Linked DNA regions of Homo sapiens: region 1 is linked to region 2. Evidence: chromatin loops called from intact Hi-C (ENCODE). Cell type or tissue: heart right ventricle. All regions are shown on one strand. Links, peaks and the distances in the headings refer to the core of each region. The heading gives the core; the rest is flanking DNA. Region 1 has its middle 80 kb from the start of MIR4444-2. Region 2 has its middle 12 kb from the start of MIR1324.

The links. Peaks named below come from ENCODE experiments on the same cell type or tissue, not always from the same donor. Only the 100,000 strongest peaks of a DNase experiment are listed, where the experiment ranks them.
Region 1: it touches region 2 in a loop (22-fold over the local background); 23 of 110 quality-filtered maps call a loop at or near these places.

The regions. Positions count from the first base shown.
Region 1 is chr3:75,288,666-75,299,893 of GRCh38, forward strand. No RefSeq gene overlaps it. Among named protein-coding and RNA genes, the nearest start is that of MIR4444-2, 80 kb to the left of the region's middle. RefSeq lists an enhancer at 1,373-1,880. In heart right ventricle, for the core only: a CTCF peak has its summit at 5,668 (motif pointing right); a DNase peak (open chromatin) is centred at 5,638; H3K27me3 peaks cover 1,699 bases.
Region 2 is chr3:75,637,502-75,648,729 of GRCh38, forward strand. No RefSeq gene overlaps it. Among named protein-coding and RNA genes, the nearest start is that of MIR1324, 12 kb to the left of the region's middle. In heart right ventricle, for the core only: CTCF peaks have their summits at 5,691 (motif pointing left) and 5,893; a DNase peak (open chromatin) is centred at 3,800; H3K4me3 peaks cover 1,952 bases; H3K27ac peaks cover 1,230 bases.

The sequences.
Region 1 (11,228 bases), core at 1,911-9,910, 350 kb before region 2:
GAGGCTCCCTCTCCCTCTCCCTCTCCCTCTCCCTCTCCCTCTCCCTCTCTGTCTCCGTCTCCCTCTCTTTCCACGGTCTCCCTCTGATGCCTAGCCAAAGCTGGACTGTACTGCTGCCATCTCGGCTCACTGCAACCCCCCTGCCTGATTCTCCTGCCTCAGCCTGCCGAGTGCCTGCGATTGCAGGCGCGCGCCGCCACGCCTGACTGGTTTTCGTATTTTTTTGGTGGAGATGGGGTTTCGCTGTGTTGGCCGGGCTGGTCTCCAGCTCCTAACCGTGAGTGATCCGCCAGCCTCGGCCTCCCGAGGTGCCGGGATTGCAGACGGAGCCTCGTTCACTCAGTGCTCAATGGTGCCCAGGCTGGAGTGCAGTGGCATGATCTCGGCTCGCTACAACCACCTCCCAGCCACCTGCCTTGGCCTCCCAAAAAGCCGAGATTGCAGTCTCTGCCCGGCCGCCACCCCGTCTGGGAAGTGAGGAACATCTCTGCCTGGCTGCCCATCGTCTGGGATGTGAGGAGCCCCTCTGCCTGGCTGCCCAGTCTGGAAAGTGAGGAGCGTCTCTGCCCGACCGCCATCCCATGTAGGAAGTGAGGAGCGCCTCTTCCCCGCCGCCATCCCATCTAGGAAGTGAGGAGCGCCTCTTCCCCGCCGCCATCCCATCTAGGAAGTGAGGACCGTCTCTGCCCGGCCGCCCATTGTCTGAGATGTGGGGAGCGCCTCTGCCCCGCTGCCCCGTCTGGGATATGAGGAGCGCCTCTACCCGGCCGCGACCCGGTCTGGGAGGTGAGGAGCGTCTCTGCCCGGCCGCCCTGTCTGAGAAGTGAGGAGCCCCTCCGCCCGGCAGCCGCCCCGTCTGAGAAGTGCGGAGCCCCTCCGTCCAGCAGCCACCCCGTCTGGGAAGTGAGGAGCGTCTCCGCCCGGCAGCCACCCCGTCCGGGAGGGAGGTGGGGGTCAGCCCCCCGCCCGGCCAGCCGCCCCGTCCGGGAGGGAGGTGGGGGGGGTCAGCCCCCCGCCCGGCCAGCCACCCCGTCCGGGAGGTGAGGGGCGCCTCTGCCCGGCCGTCCCTACTGGGAAGTGAGGAGCCCCTCTGCCCGGCCAGCCGCCCCGTCCGGGAGGGAGGTGGGGGGGTCAGCCCCCCGCCCGGCCAGCCGCCCCGTCCGGGAGGGAGGTGGGGGGGTCAGCCCCCCGCCCGGCCAGCTGCCCCATCCGGGAGGTGAGGGGCGCCTCTGCCCGGCCGCCCCTACTGGGAAGTGAGGAGCCCCTCTGCCCGGCCACCACCCCGTCTGGGAGGTGTACCCAACAGCTCATTGAGAACGGGCCATGATGACAATGGCGGTTTTGTGGAATAGAGAGGGGGGAAAGGTATGGAAAAGATTGAGAAATCGGATGGTTGCCGTGTCTGTGTAGAAAGAAGTAGACATGGGAGACTTTTCGTTTTGTTCTGTACTAAGAAAAATTATTCTGCCTTGGGATCCTGTTGATCTGTGACCTTACCCCCAACCCTGTGCTCTCTGAAACATGTGCTGTGTCCACTCAGGGTTAAATGGATTAAGGGCGGTGCAAGATGTGCTTTGTTTAACAGATGCTTGAAGGCAGCATGCTCGTTAAGAGTCATCACCACTCCCTAATCTTAAGTACCCAGGGACACAAACACTGCGGAAGGCCGCAGGGTCCTCTGCCTAGGAAAACCAGAGACCTTTGTTCACTTGTTTATCTGCTGACCTTCCCTCCACTATTGTCCTATGACCCTGCCAAATCCCCCTCTGCGAGAAACACCCAAGAATGATCAATAAATAAATAAATAAATAAATAAGAAAGAAATTGCAAAAGAGAAAATATACTTTACAATCCAGATACCTGGCAGTTAACCACATGATCAAATTTAGCATCAATGACAGTAGGACAACTAGATATTGTATACCTCTTGCTGTAATATATTATGAAGTACACAACGTCAACTATGAAGCATTCTTTTTTTTTTTTTTTGAGATAGGGTTTTGCTCTGTCACCCAGTTTAGAGGGCAGAGGTGCAAAGCTCACTGCAGCTTTGACCTCCCAGTCTCAAGTGATCCTCCCACCTCAGCCTCCCTGGTAGCTGGGACTACAGATGTGTGCCACCATACCTGGCTGATTTTATATATATTCTTTGTAGAGATGTTGTTTCACCATGTTGCACAGGCTGGTCTTGAACTCCTGTGGGAGTTCTGCCTGAAAGTGCTGGGATTATAGGTGTGAGCCACTGTGTCCGAACTATGAAGTATTCTTGCCAAAATGAATTAACCTAAATCTAATCAAGCTTCTAGGCCAGAAGTATCCAATAGCAATACAATGTCAGCTACAGCTACATGTAATTTCAAATTTTCTGGTTGCCACCAAAAGCACAAAAAGAAAAAATAGATAAATTGTACTACATAAAGATTAAATACTTCTGTGCATCAAAGGACACAGTCAACACAGAGAAAAGGCAAACCACTGAGGGCGAGAAAATATTTGCAAATTGATATTCATAATATATGAAGAATCCTTACAACTCAATAACTACAAAATAATTAACAGATTGAAAAATGGGGAAAGGAGTTGAATAGACATTTCTCCAAAGAAGATGTACAACTGGTCAATAAACACATGAAAAGACTAATTAGGAGGGAAATGCAAGTTGAAACCACAATGAGATCAAACACATTAAGTTGGCTAGTATAAAAAAAAAAAAAAAAAAAGAAAGTGCCAGGCACAATGATGCTGTAGTCCCAGCTACTCAAGAGGCTGAGGTGGGAGAATTTCTTGAGACCAGGAGTTAGAGGCTGCAGTGCACTAAGTGTGAATAGCCACTGCACTCCAATATGTGCAAAACAGCAAGACCCCATCCCTAAAATAAAATAAGATAAAATAAAATAAAGGCAACAAAAAATAACAAGTATTGGTAAGGATGTGGAGAAATGGGAACCCTTGTGCATTGCTGGTGGGTGTGTAAAAAGTATAGCTGCTCTGAAAAATGGGATGGCCATTCCTCAAAAAATTAACCACAGAATTACTATATGATCCAGCAATCCCACTTCTGCATATACATCCAAAAGAAGTAGAATCAAGGACTCAAACAGATATTTGTACCCCCCTGTTCATAGCAGCATTATTTACAACAGCCAAAAAGTAGAAGCAATAAAAGTGTTCATCAATGTATGAATGGATAAACAAAATGTGGCATATACACATAGTGGGATATCATTCAGCTTTAAAAAGGCAGGAAATTCTAACACGTGCCACAACATGGATAAACCTAGAAGACATTGTGCTAAGTGAAATAAGTCAGTCACAATAGCACAAATACTGTGTGATTCTATTTACATGAAGTACCAGAATTGTCAAATGTATAGAGACAGAAAGTAAAATGGTCATTGCCAGGGGCTGAGGAGTTAGTGTTTTACTGGATGCAGTTTCATGGGGTAGATAAAAAAGTTCTGGAGGTAGATGGTGGTGATGATTACACAACAATGTGACTGTACTTAATGCCACTGAAGTGTACATTTAAAAATGGTTAAAATGGTACATTTTATGTTATGTGTATTTTGGCACAATGAAAACAGCTATAAAAGGCATTCTTGAAACAACTAGGGATATCTGATATTCTGGAATTATTATTACTTTTCTTAGGTGTAATAAAAGTATTGCGGTTATATACATTATATAAAAACAGGATAATGTCCTTATTCTTAGGAGACACCTTCTGAACTATTTGGGGATAAAGTGCTCTGTAATATCTGCTCTGTGAAGACAGACCTTAGGGAGGCTTTTCCTCTTTATTATACTTCAGGCACCATACTTGGGTACCATACTCATCACATGACCCAGCAATTGCCTGGACTTTGCAGGCTCCAGATGGTCTTCCCACATGTTAACCCTCACAACAACCCCAAAGATAGGTCTTATAGGTCCCTATTTAGTAGGTAAGGAAACTAAAGTTCCAATGTTTTCCCAGGATCACTTGGTGGTACATCCCCGCAGGCCAACTGGAACTTGAAGCAAGCGACACAAGCTGGAGACTCTTATTTTCTCTACATGGACTGAAGTTTCAGTAAAGACTCAGTTAACACAGTAGATTTTTCCAAGACTTTGGGGTTTGAAAGGTCACTGGGACAGGCCAGAAAAGAGGAAGCAGAAAACATATCAATTCTTAGAGTGTGATATGTGAGATTCTTCCAAATGATCTGTGGTCTGGGTCTATTGCCCACAGAAGGTTGATGGCATCCTGGATAAGATCAGGTCTTCTAAAGCAGACTCGGGGTTGGAATTTTTGCTCCATCACTTACCAGCCATGCTACTTGGGGTAAATTACTTAAACAATCCGAACCTTAGCTTCCTCATCTGTAAAACAGAAATAATAATAATATTTCTCATGGGGCTGCTGTGAGGATAAAATTAGATAATGTACCCAAAGCTCTTCACACAGAAAAGCCTCCCCTGCTGGATCTCTCATGTACCCCCTGGATTTTCTAGCAGAGTGTGGCTTCTCCAAAACCTTCTCAAACAGCTGTTGAGAATCAATGTTTGTAATGAGAAATATTGCGAATGAGGAGCCAGAAAAAGTCTGACAGCCTTTGCAGCAGGGGGATGAGAAGGAGGTGGTTGTGTGTGTCCTCAGCTCAGTGGTAGGTACTGGGCATGTGGTAGGAATGAGAAAGTAAAAGTAGCTATTATTATTAGGATAGTATCTATAACTTTTATTTTTTTGCATAAATTAACAATTTAACAAAAACCAGACATCATTTTTGTTGGTGCTTTACTAGAAACATTGCTGTTTTCTAATGACTTCTGGTAGTATTTCATTATTATTTTTTCTTTTTGGTTTTATTTTGTGTAAAAGGACTAAGTGAGATGGGTCTTTGCAATTTTTTTCTTTCCAATTGACTAGCTAGTCAATGCTCCTTTGGACCCCTGCCCACCCCCCTGAAAAAAAGGAAAAAGAACAAATTGAGAACTTATGAAACCACAACCCAGAAACCTGAATGTTTTTCATTTTAACTTTTCTTGGAAAAAATTGATGAAAAGTCTGTGCTGTGGTTTTAAATGGCATTGGGATGCCTATCTCCTGTCCCTACTCCCAAGACCCTAAATGTGATTTATATATCCCTATTTTAAGCTAGTGCAGATTTATGAGACTTTAAACACCATGGATGGAGTTACTGGAGGTTTAAAGGGATTAAGCAGGTCCAACAACACCTGGAGGTGTATAAGTTGTTTAAAAGATTTATCAGCATTTCCATGTTAAAATTCACTTCTCAAGGTTTCTCATATCGTGGATCTAAATCTATTTTGGGCAGAGGAGTAAATTTTTAGGATGTCTCATAAATGGAGAAAAAAACCATCCCTCTATCGCTTCTTGCTTTGTTTTCTGGGCTGTGCCTCTGCCCCCTCACCTCTCTATCTTGCATGTCTAGCTAGTTCTGTCTCTGGGGTTTCCCTTCTCTCTGTTTCTGTCCTCTCTCAAGCAGTTGATCTCTTAGTGTTCCTCTGTGTTCACAAACTCAGCATCTGACCCATGAACCTAACAACAGCCAGAGAGAGCCAGAAGCTTTCTTGCCTGCCTTTGGCTCCTCGTGGTCCAGGGAGGGCTGCGGTGGGTGGGAATGCCTTATGACACAGGGTGACTAGTCTCTGTGTTTACACCAGGGGGAGCAATGACTCCGTGGCTGAGAGGGGCTGGCTAGAGTCTGGAGTTTCCAAGTGTCCATTCAAAGCAAAATACACAATTCCTAGGCAGTTAAATTTAGAAGACTCTGTATTGAACACACTTGAAAATAGGTTCAGGGCACAACATGGGCACACACGCTTTGTCATATTCTACAAATACTGGGGAGAGCCAACATTCTTCTCATTGCCAATAATTATGCTCATCAGCCTCCATGTCTTGCCTCTCATGTTTCTTCCACATCCCAGTTCTGCCTACCCTGACCAATCAGTGTGGATGTAGGGAACATGAACACATTTTAATATCATCCTGAACCAGACATCACTGGGAAGGAAATTGGAGAAACTAAAACCCTAGAAAAGACAAATCTAATCTACAGTGACAGAAAGCAGACTGCTGGTTGCTTGGGGCCAAGGTAGGGGCAGATCGGCTGAGATGGCACAAGAAAACTTTTTGTGATGTTGAAAGTATGCTATGCCTTGATTGTGGTGATGGTCACACAGGTATATAAAGTTGTAAACACTCACTAAAATCTACGGTGAAAATGGGCATAAACTATACCTTGGTTTTTAAATGTCTCTGTTGTACATTCATGCCAGCCTTTACCTCCATTAGCACAGACAATAGGAAGTTGTGTGTGAATCTTAGAATGCTCCCCAATCCAGGGATGGTTGTTCAACCAGCCTATGCCATGTATCCATAGAGGGCACGGATAATCCAAACCAGCAGATAAAACACCTAATTAGTTCTAATTGACTCTGGACTTATTCTGTGCATTTGCATTCCCTGAGTACAACCTGACTGATAGGAGCAGGGAGAGTAGGCAGCCAAGAAATGCGGCAGGGGACGCCAGATTAAACAATTACAAGGGAGGGACAATGAAAGGGTGACTGACCACGCAGATGATAAAGAATTGTTGACTTTGTCATGAGAACCGCATATTGCTCAAAGCAATTGGTGAAGTGGAGCAGATGTGCATTAGAAACGAAACCAACCACCTGGAATGGTCATGGTCTCTGGATAACAGGAGCTTCATCAACTCCGTCTTTTCCACATCTCTACAATTTTGATATTACTTAAGTCAGGCACACTGCTCTATTCATTCTGACATCCGAATATCCATTTTAAAGTGGGCTAGGCTCACCCAGAGGATGATACAACTAGATTAAGAAATGAAGTGAAGGTTTAGAACATTGGATTTTTGTCCGTTTGTGTGACCTTCTGGAAAATCACTTGTTTCATTTATTTGTTCCTTTATTCCCTTATTCAATAAAATTATTGAGTACCTATTATAAATGAGGCTGTTTGCAAGACATTGGTGATATATTGCTATAGGTGTCGTTTTCCTCATTTGTAAATGCTCATACTGGGATCCCTGGACTCTCCTGACCACGTGCTAATGGTGGGTAGTGATGAGGTCAGGCTCTGAGACCTTCAGTGGTGCGCCTAAATGTTGAGGTTGCCTCAATGCAAAAGATAAGACTCTCCAACTTCATTGGTCTGTATCTTTTTAAAGGGTGGCTCCAGATCACTGAAAGCATCTTTGCCATGAAAATTCCAAGGAAATGAAATTAAGCATGTTAGTTTTATTTGTTGAAAATTTGCCCTTTAAAAACCTCCTGAGACCATTTTAAAATTAATTTCTTATTGCTTCAAAGCACAAACTCACATTTAGGTATGAACTAACATTTGATCTAGTGCAAGGCAGTAAACTAGGGTTTTTGTCAGGCCTTTCTCCCTGATTTGCAGTGTTCCCTGGCACACCCACCCCCTCACTAAGCAAAATTTAGAAGTCAACAGACACAAAATTCCTTCTCCCTTGAAATCTTCTTCACACTTACTTTCAAGCATCCAAGATATACAAGCTCTTTCAAGCACACAAGGTCTGTTCCCTTCCAGGTCATCAAGTCAACTCTCAGAAAAGAGTCTGATAGAGTGAGATTCAATTTCTACTCTGTCCATTTATAATGTGTGACCCATGGAAAGTTCCCTAGCTTCTTTGCCCTGTAGTTTATTCATCTGGTAGTGGGGATAACAATATCTACTTTGAGTTGTTGTCCACTTTAAATAAAATAATGGATATAAAAATACCCAGCCAATAGTAGAAAATCAATGGTGGTTGTTATGAAAGCCTAGCAGAGGTGAAGGCTGGAGATTAGAGAGAAAAGTCTGCCATAGAGTGAGAAGTACTCCATGAGGAACCAGGACCTTCAGTCTTTGTTGAGTAGGTGGCTCCTATGGAAGGATAGGATCTTCAGACTGTTAAGCTCAGAAGTATGTATTATCTATCTGGGAGGACTGGCATTCTAAAAGGGGAAATAGGTCATCCATATGCCAAAAATGGGAGGGCCTGGCACCCAGCTATAGGAAGAATGAATATGGAAGAATGATGAAGAAAAAGTAATCTCCAGACAGCTGTGGTGGCCATATCAGCAGATGCCACCATCAGATTACCTCCACATTCCCCCAGGAAAAGTTGACATTTCCTGGTCCTTTCCAAAGAAGGCACAGTCCCACCAACAGGTCAAAATTGGTATCACAAAGAGGGCTGAGAACCTGAAGATGGAGCATGCCTGCTGATCCAAAAACAACAGATAACTGGCTCCGGCTGTGATTAAAGTTGGTTGGAATTCACAGCCGGTAGAACAGTGACCACATTAATGAACTGAACTTCAGCTTATCCTCCTGTTCCAAAGTCCTTCTTCCCTCCACACTCACAGCCAATTGTACTATGTAGATTTATGATGTTAGCACCTGGAAGTGTTGGATGGCCTTGATTGCTGTTTAATAAACTCTAACGTGTGATTTGAAGATATAGTTACAGGATGTAAACTGACTTTTAATTGCTAGGAACCCCAAATAAAAACCAACTACATTGTAGAGCTCCACATAGGCAGGGACAACATCTATCTTTTCTACTGCTTTATATCAAGCATCAAGCTCGGAGCTTCTTGGATGTCCAACCATCCTGGTTCACCTGGAGCTCTCCTAGCTTCAGCACTGAAAATTCCTGTGTCTCAGGAAACTGCTCAGTCACAGATAACCAGGGATGGCTGGTCACCTGGACTTGGCACATAATAGATGGCCAATAAATTTTTGTCAACCAAAAGAAATGCATTAAATAAGTAGTAGAAGTGTAACTGGAATTGCAATGCAATAAATTATATTAACTACTTTGGATACAAATCGGTCTCTAATAGATACTGGTTTGAAGTTGAGTTTGATGAAACCAGCATACTAATTTGATGATATATAGACCAGTTTTAGACTTTCTATACCTTCTCATTTCTGTCCCTTCTTTTGACCTAAGTGTGTATATCTGGGCAATTAGCAACAGGGCCACACAGTTTCGAACTGTCAAAACATGGTCAAACATGACTAGGATTTCTAAAGTTATTTTTCTAATTATTAACTTTCCCATCCCATCTACATAGAAGCCGGCTGCTTTAACATGATCCATAGCATACACTTGGGAAGGAAGGAGCATTTGTACAATCAAAGAAATTCAACAATCCTTTACTGAGTGACTACTATGGACACTGTGCTGGGTGCTGCAGGGCATTCAAAATGGGTGAAAAAGGATACTTGCCCTTAGCAGCTCTCAGTCTAGGGAGAGGATGTATGAATAAACAGACATGAATATTTATGATATGAAGCAGAAGGGTATACTATTTTAATGATTTTAATTGTGCCCTATATGACTACGGGAGAGAGGGAGATTGATTTTGAGGCATTGTGGAACGTCCACTTGAAGGAGATAGGATTTAAGGTGGGCTTTGAAGGAAGTACAGGACTTCAAAAGTTGGCTATGGGGTGGGGAGAATTTCTTTCCAGGTAGAAGGGAGAGTAAGGGCCTGGGAATTAGTTGCATTAGGCCACTTGCTACAGAAACCTGACTACAGGGACTTAGCTAAACAGAGATGTACATACAAGAAGCCCAAGGCTAATGCAGAACTTCAAGGAGCCGTCAATTCTCCAGGCTTCTTTTCTCTTTCTGCTCCACCATCCTTAGCTTGTGGCTTTATTGATCTGTGTTCCCAAGATGGTTGCTCCACCTCAAGCCTCATGTTGTGCACAAGGCAGGAAAAAGGAGAAAGAAAAAAAAGTAGCAAAGAAAAGGAAGAAGGAAAGAAAGGAAGGAAGGGTGGGGAGAAGGTGGAGCCTGTATGAGGAGGGCAAAAATTTTCCCCAAATCCTTAGCAGACTTTTTATTCAGTTATATCTCATGATAAGAAACAGGTTACATGGCCACCCTAGCTGCAAAGGAGTCTGGGCAGGTGAGCATCATAGCTGGACATATTGCCCTCCTGAATATTATTGTAGTTCTGTTAGTAGCAAGGTGGGGCAGAATGGATTTGGGGTAGGTACCCAACAGGGTCTGTGCCTTTGAGCAGAAGCCTAGAGATGAGGACAGGGCAGGGATTGCTGGATAAATGAGAGAATGAAGAGTAGAATCTTGTGCCTGGAATGGAGCAGGTGTGTGTGGTGTGTGTGTTTGCGTTTGTGTACATGTGCATGTGTGTATGTGTTGAGGGGGCAGGACAAGATGGGATGGCTTTATAGGTGTGGAGAGAATTCATCTGGAGAAAATAGTGGGAAAATATGAACCAAATGCTAGAGATACATGGCTTTAACCTGTCTCTTTAATTTCTCTGAAAAAGCTCCAGATCAGCCTGTTTCATGTTTCATGAGATGGTGTTCATCCTTTACTGCCATCTGCTTCCCTCCTCAGTCTCATGTTATCAAGAACCTTGGATAGGCTGGGTGTGGTGGCTCATGCCTGTATTCCAGCACTTTGGGAGGTTGAGGCAGGAGGATCGCTTGAGCCCAGGAGTTTGAGATCAGCCTAGGCAACATAGGGAGACCCTGTTTCTACAGGGGGCAGGGGAGGGAAAGAACTTTGGATAGTTGTATTAAAAATGCCACTTTCAAACCTGTACCTTCATGTCAGTATCAGAAGATGACAGAAACACAGCTTTTTCTTTCTGTCAAATTTACCTCTTATCTATTTCAATTTTACATTATTGCTTATATGTTATACTGATTGAGTCTTGTATTTCCCTTGGGTACCGTACAATATCAACCTTTCAGCATGAAACAATTATGATTTTAGTTTCGTTAACTAATAATCAGGAGAAAAAATATATACAGAAACATGATACTAATCAGAAATATACATATATATTTGTCTATATATTTCTGATTAGTATTTATGAATCTAAAATCATATTTTATACACAAACATACTCCCTCCTCCCCCATGTATATTTTCCATCTATAGCAGTATTTTTTTCTGGATAGATAGACATTGAGACCTTATTTTATTGTCAATATAGTAGTTTTCTTTTTTTTTTTATTATACTTTAAGTTCTGAGATACACGTGCAGAACGTGCAGGTTTGTTACATAGGTATACACGTGCCATGGTGGCTTGTTGCACCCATCAACCAGTCATCTAATGCTATCCCTCCCCCAGCCCCACCAACCCCTGACAGGCTCTGGTGTGTGATGTTCCCCTCCCTGTGTCCATGTGTTCTCATTGT
Region 2 (11,228 bases), core at 1,801-9,800:
AGGCAATACCATTCAGGACATAGGCATGAGCAAAGACTTCATGACCAAAATACCAAAAGCAATTGCAACAAAAGCCAAAATTGACAAATGAGATCTAATTAAAGAGCTTCTGCACAGCAAAAGGAGCTATCATCAGAGTGAAAGGCAACCTACAGAATGAGAAAATTTTTGCAATCTATCCATCTGACAAAGGTCTAACATCCGGAATCTACAAGGAACTTAAATGAATTCACAAGAAAAAAAATCCATTAAAAAGTGGGCAGAGGATATGAACAGACTCTTCTCAAAAGAAGATATTTGACTGAGTGTGGTGGCTCACGCCTGTAATCCCAGCACTTTGGAACGTGGAGGCAGGTGGATCATGAGGTCAGGAGTTTGAGACCAGCCTGGCCAACATGGTAAAATCCCGTCTCTACTGAAAACACAAAAAATTAGCCAGGTATATTGGCAGGTGCCTGTAGTCCCAGCTTCTCAGGAGGCTGAAGCAGGAGAATCACTTGAACCCGGGAAGCAGATGTTGCAGTGAGCCAAGATCCTGCCACTGCATTCCAGCCTGGGTGACAGAGCAAGACTTTGTCTCAAAGAACAAGAAAATGGAGAAGAAGAAGAAGAAGAAGAAGGAGAAGAAGACATTTATGTGGCCAACAAATATTAAAAAAAATCTCATCATCACTGGTTATTAGAGAAAGGCAAATCAAAACCACAATGAGATACCATCTCACGCCAGTTGGAATGGCAATTATTAAAAAGTCAGGAAACAACAGATGCTGGTGAGGCTGTGGAGAAACAGAAACGTTTTTACACTGCTGGAGGGAGTGTAAATTAGTTCAACCATTGTGGAAGACAGTGTGGTGATTCCTCAAGGATCTACAAGCAGAAATACCATTTGACCCAGCAATCCCATTACTGGGTATATATCCAAAGGAATATAAATCATTCTACTATAAAGACACATGCACATTTACGTTTATTGCAGCACTGTTTACAATAGCAAAGACTTGGAACCAACCCAAATGCCCATCAATGATAGACTGGAAAAAGAAAATGTGGCACATATACACCATGGAATACTATGCAGCCATAAAAAAGAATGAGTTCATGTCCTTTGCAGGGACCTGAGTGAAGCTGGAAACCATTATCCTCAGCAAACTAACACAGGAACAGGAAACCAAACACCATATGTTCTCACTCATATGTGGGAGTTGAACAATGAGAACACATGTACACCGGAAGGAAACATCACACACCGGGGCCTGTTAGGGGGTTGGGGTCAAGGGGAGGGAGAGCATTAGGACAAATATCTAATGCATGTGGGGCTTAAAACCTAGATGGCAGGTTGATAGGTGCAGAAAACCACCATGGTACATGTAAACCTATGTAACAAACCTGCACGTTCTGCACATGTATCCCAAAACTTAAAGTAAAACAAAGAAACAAACAAAAATGCACTAACGCTCAGGGTGAGTGGGGTAGGGGCCGGGGTGGGGCGCGGGTGGGTGGGTCCTGGTGTTTTATTCAATCAGTGGCGCTGGTGTGGGAACCACCCAATCAGGCACACAGTTTGAGAAGAGAGGAGGGTGTGGCTTCCGGCGTTTGGTGGGGCCTTTGTCTCTCGCTGGTGCTGGTGCAGGAGCTTGAGATCCATCTCCTTTTTTACCTCCTCCACCTTGGGAAATCCAGACAACTCCCTCACAGCCCCTGTTGCCCTGTGATCTGTAGGTCCTTGGGGACGCATAGTTAAGGTGCTGTTACCATGGGGCGGTCCTTGCTCCCAGAGCTCCCAAGATGGTGGCAGGCCACTTCCTTAATTTTGGCAGACCATTTCCAAGATGGTGGCAAGCCTCCTGTTCTCTGACCTGGGGCTCTTGGCCTCACGGATTCCAAGGAATGGAATCTTGAGCCATGCGGTGAGTGTTATAGCTCTATTAGAAGCTGTGGGTCACGGAAGAGAACCGTGGAACCCAGTGACTAGTGTTCAGCTTGATTAGGATGAACCCAGGCACTTAGCTGTGCAGGAACAATGGCAAGCCTTTAGCCCTATTGGGAGTGACAATGGGTGCTTCGCTGGATCAGGAGCACAGCGGACACCTTGCTAGCCAGGATGGTCTTGATCTCCTGACATCGTGATCCGCCCGCTTCGGCCTCCCAAAGTGCTGGGATTACAGGTGTGAGCCATCGCGCCCAGCCAAGAACTGTCTTCACAAAAATTGGTGCTGGGGAAATTAAGCACCCACATGTAAAAGAATGAACCTGGGCCCTTCACTTATACTGTAAGAAAAAATTAACTAACTGGATCAAATACCTAAATGTAAGAGCTAAAACTACAAAATTCTTAGAATAAAATATAGGGGAAACACGTCATAACACTGGATTTGGCAGTTTTTTTTTTAAACAGGACACCCAAAACACAAGAAACAAAAGAAAAATTGACGAATAGGAATCTATCCAGAATATGCAAAGAACAATTCAGCAACAATAAAACAAACTACTTGTTTAAAATATTGGCAAAAACTTAAGCAGACATTTCTCTAAAAATTATGTAAAGTGGCTAATAAGCACATGAAAAGACGCTCAACAAAACTCATCATGAGTGAAATGCAAATCTAACCCCAAATGACATATCACTTAATACCCATCAGCATAGCTACTACCAAAAGACAAAAAACAAAACAGAAAATCAGAAGTGTTGGTGAGGACGTGGAGCAATTAGAATCCTTGTACACTGTTGGTGGAAATGTAAAATGCTGCAGCTGCTATAAAATAACAACACAATAACTAAAAAATTTACACATAAAATCACCATACGATCCAGCAATTTCATATCTGGGTATGCAGCAAAAGATATGAAAGCAAAGACACAAAATAATACACATACACCTAGGTTCATAGCAGCATTACTCACATCACCAAAAAGGTGTTTGAATTACTCAAGTGTTGTTTGAATTACCATCAATGAATAAATAGATAAAATGTGATTTATACATACAGTGGAATGTTATTCAGCTATGTAAAATAAGGAAATTCTGACACATGGTACGTCATGCATGAACCTTAAGGACATTGTGCAAAGTGACATGAGCCAGTCATAAAAGGACAAATACTGAATCATTCCACTTATGAGATACTTAGAGTAGTTAAATTCTAGAAACCCAAATAGAAGAGTGGTTCCTAGGAGCTAGAGGGAGAGTAACAAGGAGCTTATTTAACGGGTATAGAGTTTTGTTTCTGCAAGTTGAAAGAAGGTCCCTATGAGTGGTAATGACAGTTGCAAAACAATGTGAAAGTAGTTAATTTTTCTGAGCTGCACACTTAAAATAGCTAAAATGGTTAATTTTATGTATACTTTACCACAATGTAAAAAATAATTTTAAATAAACTATAGCTATCTGCAATATCATGAATTAATATCATAAATATAATGTTGCATAGAAGAAAGTAGATGTAAAAGTATACATATTACACAATCTCACTTATATAAAATCCAAAAAGTGAACACAACTGAGCTTCTGGCTTCCAGTAATAATGAAGTAAAGTAATTTGTTGAATACTTCACAGATAACTATAACAAACCTCTTTGGTCACAGGGCTGCAGCACTGCAATCCCAGCATGCACCAGGCTCAGGGAGAGTGCGCTAATCACTGGAGGAAGGGACGAGGTTCCGCGCATCTCGCTGGTCTTGCTGGGAGATGCAGTCTCATAAACACTCCCAGCCCTTTGGTCACAGGGCTGCAGCACTACAATCCTAGAATGCACCGGGCTCCGGGAAAGTGCGCGTCACTGGAGGACGAGGCAGGGCTGTGCGCGCCTCCCTAGGATTGTTGGAAGATGCACTCTCATAAACACTCCCAACCCTTGGGTCAAAGGGCTACAGGACTACAATCCCAGCATGCACCAGGCTCCAGGGCGAGGGGCAACCCTGGAAGAAGGGGCAGAGTGGTACCCGCCCCACCTAATATGCTGGGAGCTGTAGTCCGTTAACTACTCTCAGCCTGTTTGTCGGTAAGCTTCAGAGCTATAATCCCAGCATGTACCAGGATCCGGGGTCCATAGCCCTGGAGGGAGGGGCAGAGCGGTGTGGACTTCCCGGTGTCCGAAGCGCTGCTGAGTTCTGATGCTCTGCCGACTCTTTGCAAGGAGAGTGAGTACAGAGGTGCACCTGGAGGGCAGGTCTGGGCTGAGCATTGAGGAGGGTATTACCCTACGAAGATACCTTACCTTTTCCCAAATCGGGCGGGTTGTCCTCACCTGCTTGGCCCTATCCTTCTCAGGTTCCTCTTTCAGTTGCACCCAGGGTTCTTTCCAGAGCAGTACATCTTTTGCAGCCCAGGGCGCTGCCTTCTTTCCCAAACTGCGTGAAAAATTTCCTGATGTCCAAGACACTGTCCATAGTGCCGCAGCCCTCTTTTTTCTCTAGCCAGAGCACGCACTCAATCGTTTTTGAGAGAAATCTTCCACCTGGCCTGCTTGTGAGCAGCTTCAGAGCTCTGCAGGGGTGACAAGGGCTGTGGCTTCCTGGAAAGGTCACTTTCAATGGCGCCTTTTTCACGAATGTGAAAGTCTAGGCATCAGAAAGGTTAATTATTGGGTTGCATAAAATCTGCTAAGAGCAAAGGAAAAACCCCATTTCCGAGGCGTGAGTCTTGTGAGCCATTTTCATCAACCCATTTAAGTGGACCAGCTCCAAAATGCAACCTGAAGCTACTATTTAGGCATTTTACACTTGAAATCATTGGTCTCATCTCAAGTCAGGCCTGGCTTGCCAGTGGCTCAGAGCCACAAATGGGACCTGATACCTCAGGAACAGATAGTGTTCCAGCTTTACGGGAGCAACTTTTAAGATGTGGAGCACTTGGGGTCATTTGAAACCCGCTATCTTCAGTAGGGACTTTTACTTCTACAGAGCATGTGCATTTTGATTTTATCTGTCCTCAAGCTGACCTTTGTTCATTTTAATAGTAAAAAACACATTCCTGGGTGGAGATTTAAGATGCTAGTGAGGCATGCAATGTATGCACAAATATGTACAGCTACTGCACATGTGTACCCAGAAGACCAGTCAGAACATGCTTACTATAACACTTCTTTCCACCTTCTTATGAAATAATCATGCAAAACTCCCATAAAGAGGGTTTCTCCAGCAATAATTAATGCTGTCTCACTTTTATGAGCAGGCTGCCCTGGAATCTCTTTCTCAGACTGTACCGTCTATTCTGCACTTAATTTTCAAAATATTCTCTTTTTTTTTTGCAATAAATTATGCTGTACTTCTTTTGCTGTGTGTCTCTTGTTTAAATTCTTTTAAACTAAGAAGATAAGAACCAAGGTATTACATCAGCCATCAACATTTCTGGTGCCATGACCTGGGGAGAGGTTTGTCTGCTTCATTAATTTCAGTTTCCCTTTACTTGCAGTGAATACTATGGCAGTTCCAGACTACCTGGTTAACTATCGCTGCTTGTTCCAGCGCTGTTTCAGTAAAGTTCTGGGGGAAACGTTGTTAAGTCACCTGCATTCTTTAGAGAGAGAATATATGTCCGCTCTCCTTTTCGCTGCTGCTTCTGTAGCATCGATAAATACGCTAACCACATGGGTTGCCCTCAACATTTCATATTTGGGCTATTTGCCGCTTAGTTTCACATCTTTCTGGCCACAGTTTGGACTCAGCTTATCGTTTGCTGTCCGTTCAGCAATACTCGATCGCCACCTAGTGGCTATTGTAATTTATTTTCTGGTCAGGTTTTCTGTTTACAAAATTTTTGTTTTGTTTTGAGCAGCACATTAAGAGAACCCTGTCCCTTCAGGCTTTATGCATTTCCCAGCTCCTTGAAATTGTTCTTCAGCAGGCTTTCTTTGCTGAACAAAAGATGCACAGTCATATAGATGCCCAGTCGTAGGGATTGCATCTGAGCATTCCAGGTGTTGTAATTGGGCGTCACAAATGGCAAACCAGTGAATTAGGGCAAGGCTTGTCAGCCAGACATCTGCCCCCCAGCCCGCAGTGGGGGTCATCTCGGTAGGGCTGGAGATGTCCACCGCTGGGGGGAGCTAGGACGGTGTATGGCAAATGCCTATGACCTCCTAGAGCTTCAGTTAATGGGGTTTCGAGGGGATGCGCTGGACCCCTTGATGTTTTCACTTGGCTCATGAGGATGCCCACAACCTCCTGGACTTCAGTAAATGTTCTGTCATTGCAGGATTCTCTCGGCACCGTGGGAGCCGCTTCCTCTACTGTCACTGAAACACCCCTGGGATGTATATCTAAAAATTAGAACAGCTTTTGGCTAAATGAACTTAGAAAAAAGAAAACCTTATCTTCTTTTGTAACACTATTTAGCCTGCCTACAGATTAGCTGACAAAACATGGCTGGAGAATGAGACTGTGAACTTTAACTCCATCCTACAGCTAGATCTTTTCTGTAGTAATCAGGGAAAATGGTCTGAAGTATCCTATGTGCAAGCCTTTCTGGCCTGACAACAAAATCCAGCTCTATGCAGCACCTGTGGGCTAAAGCCTAGTAAGCCAGAAAGCCCCTCAGAACAATGGGAAGATCATCTCTTATTAAGGGGAAGGGACCCCAGACCCCACAGCCCAACACCAGCTCCAGACAGGGGCCCTCAAGGGTCCACACCTCTTTTAGAATCCCCAGCATCCCCACACTATCAGAGTCTTCTGTAGAATCTAAGCTTGTTTCACCTCCTCCTTATGCTCCTTTCCATCGGCCTTTGCCAGGTACAATAGAGACCAGCACAGCTGCAGTTACTCACAGTGGGACTTCACACCATCCAGGGCCAGAGAAATTGCTCCCCTTACAGAAAGTCCCAAATGGAGAGAGGACCATCAGAGTGCTTGTTCTACTCTCAATAAATGATCTAATCCAATATAAGCAACAACTCTGATGGCCCTCAGACAACTTCAGCGTATTTACTGAAGGCTTCCAGGCTCTAACTTTGACCACCATTCAACTGTACCATCCACAAATGGACCGAATGACTGCTGCCAACTTAGCTGCACAAAATTTTGCTTATTAGCAAAAAATAGAAAATACTTAAAACGTTTGTTGCTTTCACCATTTTAATGCAAAATACTTTTGCAGCATAAATGTCACCATAAGGTGGAGCCTTGGGAATCCAGTATAAACTATCTCAGAAAACCTCAATGGGTCCGCAACAAGCAGCAGAGGGCCTCAATAGACTTCAACAATGTCTGGACTCCATGGACACTGTAGTCCGACAAAAGCAAAGAGCCTGGGATCTTCTCCCAGCCGGGCAAAGAGGAACATGTTTATATCTAAAAGAAGAATGCTGTTTTTGAGATCAATCAGCCCGGTTTAGTCCAAGAAAATATTAATAATATCATCACCCAGGCAGACAAAATTGAATCTCTAGGAACTTCCATGGGACCATGAAAGCAATGTCTATTACCTGCCTTACTCTCTTTAATAGTAACAGCCATTACTATACTTTCAGCTTTTACTTTTGTTCCAATTTTGTTTAAAATGTTAACTGATTTCTTGCTCTCTTGCTTACGGCAACTCCATGTTTGCATGAAGGTTTTGCAAGGCTTTCAACATTTGGCTGTCAACATCTTGCCCACTGGTTCCACGAATTACATGGTTTACACCCGGTTAGATCACACAGGAAGAAACTTTAGGGCCCAGACTAGGCAGAAATAACACCCACTCAGCAGGAAACAGCTCCAGAAAAAGTGACCTAGCCCCTCAACCTCCAATATGATTATGACCCTAAGATCTCTTAGGGGGAAACTGAGGCAGAATAGATCAGAATAGATAGTCAAGAAAATGACCATGATCTCGGGATACAGAAATGTGGGGAAAAGAAAGAGAGATCAGACTGTTACTGTGTCTATGTAGAAAGAAGTAGACATAAGAGACTCCATTTTGCTCTGTACTAAGAAAAATTCTTCTGCCTTGAGATGCTGTTAATCTGTAACCCTAGCCCCAACCCTGTGCTCACAGAGACTTGTGCTGTGTCAACTCAAGGTTTAATGGATTTAGGGCTATGCAGAATGTGCTTTGTTAAAAAGGTGCTTGAAGGCAGTATGCTTGTTAAAATTCATCACCACTCTCTAATCTCAAGTACCCAGGGACACAATACACTGTGGAAGGCCACAGGGACCTGTGCCTAGGAAAGCCAGGTATTGTCCAAGGTTTCTCCCCATGTGATAGTCTGAAATACGGCCTCCTGGGAAGGTAAAGACTTGACCATCCCCCAGCCCGACACCCATAAAGGGTATGTGCTGAGGAGGATTAGTAAAAGAGGAAGGCCTATTTGCAGTTGAGATAAGAGGAAGGCATCTGTCTCCTGCTCATCCTTGGGCAATGGAATATCTCGCTGTAAAACCCGATTGTATGTTCTATTTACTGAGATAGGAGAAAACTGCCTTAGGGCTGGAGTTGAGACATGCTGGTGGCAATACTGTTTTTAATGGATGGAGATGTTTGTATACATGCACATCAAGGCACAGCAACTTTTCTAACCTTGTTTATGACACAGAGACATTTGTTCACATGTTTTCCTGCTGACCCTCTCCCCACTATTACCCTATTGTCCTGCCACATCCCCCTCTCAAAGATGGTAGAAATAGTGATCAATAAATACTGAGGGAACTCAGACCAGCGCCAGCGTTGGTCCTCTGTATGCTGAGCGCCAGTCCCCTGGGCTCACTTTTCTTTCTCTATACTTTGTCTCTGTGTCTCTTTCTTTTCTCAGTCTCTCATTCCACCTGATGAGAAACACCCACAGGTGTGGAGGGGCAGGCCACCCCTTCATTGAAACTGTGGTAACTGTACAGCCAAGACAATGAGCCTTAGCATTCACATTGTAATTCGGCTCATTCAAGCAAAGCTATCTTCATTAAGGACTTTCTGTTCCAGAGAGCATGTGCATTTTGATTTTACCTGTCCTCAAACTTAACTTTTGCTTATTTTAATAGCAAAAGATACACCCCCCAGCTGGGCACGGTGGCTCACACCTGTACTCCCAGCACTTTGGGAGGCTGAGAAGAATGGATCACTTGAAACCAGAAGCTCAAGACTAGACTGGTCAACATAGTGAAACCCCATTTCAACTAAAAATACAAAAATTAGCCAGGTATGGTGGTGCATGCCTGTAATCCCAGCTACTCAGGAGGCTGAGCACGAGAATGGCTTGAACTTGGGAGGGAGAGGTTGCAGTGAGCAGAGATTGCACCACCACACTCCAGCCTGGGCAACAGAGCGAGACTCTGTCTCAAGCAAACAAACAAAAATACACTCCTGGCTAGAGGTCTAAGATGCTAATGAGACATGCAAAATATGAATAAGCATGTACAGCTACTGCACATGTGCACCCAGAAGACCACTCAGAACAGGCTTACTAGCAGCTCCTCTTCCCCCCTCCTTACTAATAATAATGTAAAACTCCCATAAGGGGGTTTCTCCAGCGACAATCCACGCTGTCTCACTCTTATGAGCAGCCCGCCCTGGAATATCTCTCTCACGGTGTACTGTATTCTGCACTTAACTTTCAAAAATTTTTTTTTCCTTTTCCAATAAATTATGCTGTACTTCTTTTCTGTGTGTCTCTTGTTTAAATTATTATAAACTAAGAAGACAAGGACCAAGGTATCACATCAGCTCTCAACACAGCCATAAATCAGCCTCCTTCCTGTGGGCATAGTCCATGCACAAAAGGAGTCACATCACCTAAGTGCTGGACCCAGAGATACGTCACAATTTATCCTGTGCACAAAGTTAAGGTAATAGAGGAGAGTCATATTAAACAGTTTCTGGGCCCAGGGATATGTCACAATGGCTCCTGTGAGCAGAGATCAAGCAGAATAATCACATAACCGGTGTGCTGGACACAGCGATAAGCCACCCTTTCATCTGTGGGCATGACCCAGGCAAGAAAGAAGAGTCACTGCATTTAGGTGCTTGCTGCAGAGGTACGTAACAATCTCTCTTATGGGCAAAGCCCAGGTAAGAGAGGAGAGTCACATCTCCAAGGTATTAACGTAGAAATATGTCACAAGAAACTTTTTAGGCAGGGCCCATGCTGGATCTTCTTATCTTCCAGATGTTAGGTGCAGGGATATGTCAGAATACCCAAAATACACAGGGCTTAGTCAAAAAAGGAGAACCACATCACCTAGGTGCTGGGTCTAGACATATGTCACATCTCTTTTATGGGAAAAGCTCAGGTGAAAAAGCAGTTCGCATCAAATAGTTGTTAGGCCCAGAGATATGTCACATTGCCTCCTGCTTGAAGCGTCTAGGCCAAAGACTCACATCTTCTTGGTGCTAGGCCCGTGTTCATATATAAACATTCAAGCAGAGTTGAAATGGTGGCTCATTTCTAAACCCAGCTGATAGGCAAGGGAGGACTCTCCTATCCTGACCTAGTTAACTGTAATGACGTTGACTCTCATACCCGGGCTTAATGCCACAGGTATGATCATGGGTCCCTACCAGCAGGAAGGTCTCAAAGTTGATTGCAACTGTCATTCATACTGTACAGTGCCATTGGGTAGTACACAGAGATTGCTAACTGCGCCGAGCACACAGGTGAGACTGTGGCACTCATATGCACACCCAGCCAACAGTAAATATTCTCATCCTCTCACATGAACACAGGTCACTGTTGAGGTTCTGAATCTCACACCTGTAGTCAGTCAAAGGTGGGAAAAATTGACATATATGGATACTCATGGGTTGGTGACTCTCAGACCAAGATTCAGCACAACTGTGAGGCTGTGACTTCACTAAGGTGACACGATCTGCAGAGGAATTGAGGCTCTCATGCACAAATCCAGTCTGGTGTTGAGATGGTTACTCGTGGGCTTAGACCCAACATACAGGAGGTGTTGAATGTCATGCCTACAACTGTGACAGTTGTGGGGTTGTTAATCTCATTCCTGGACCATTCTGCAGGTTTCATGATGAAATTTCCCAGTGCCTAGCACCTGAGTGACTTGAAGATCTTCCATGGACCCAGCCCACAGATGGGATATTAACATATTGCTGGATCCAGCACCTTGAGGGTGTAACTCTATTCTCCTTCCTTGGCACTGCCCACAGTGAGCATTTTGACATATCGCTAGACTTTGCACCCAGGCGATGTGAGTCTCCTCTTCTGCCTCGATGCTGCCCACAGGAAGCGTTGTTCTATATAGCTTGGACTGGCACCCAGGTTTTGTGACTCTCCGGCTTGTGCCCATATGGGACAC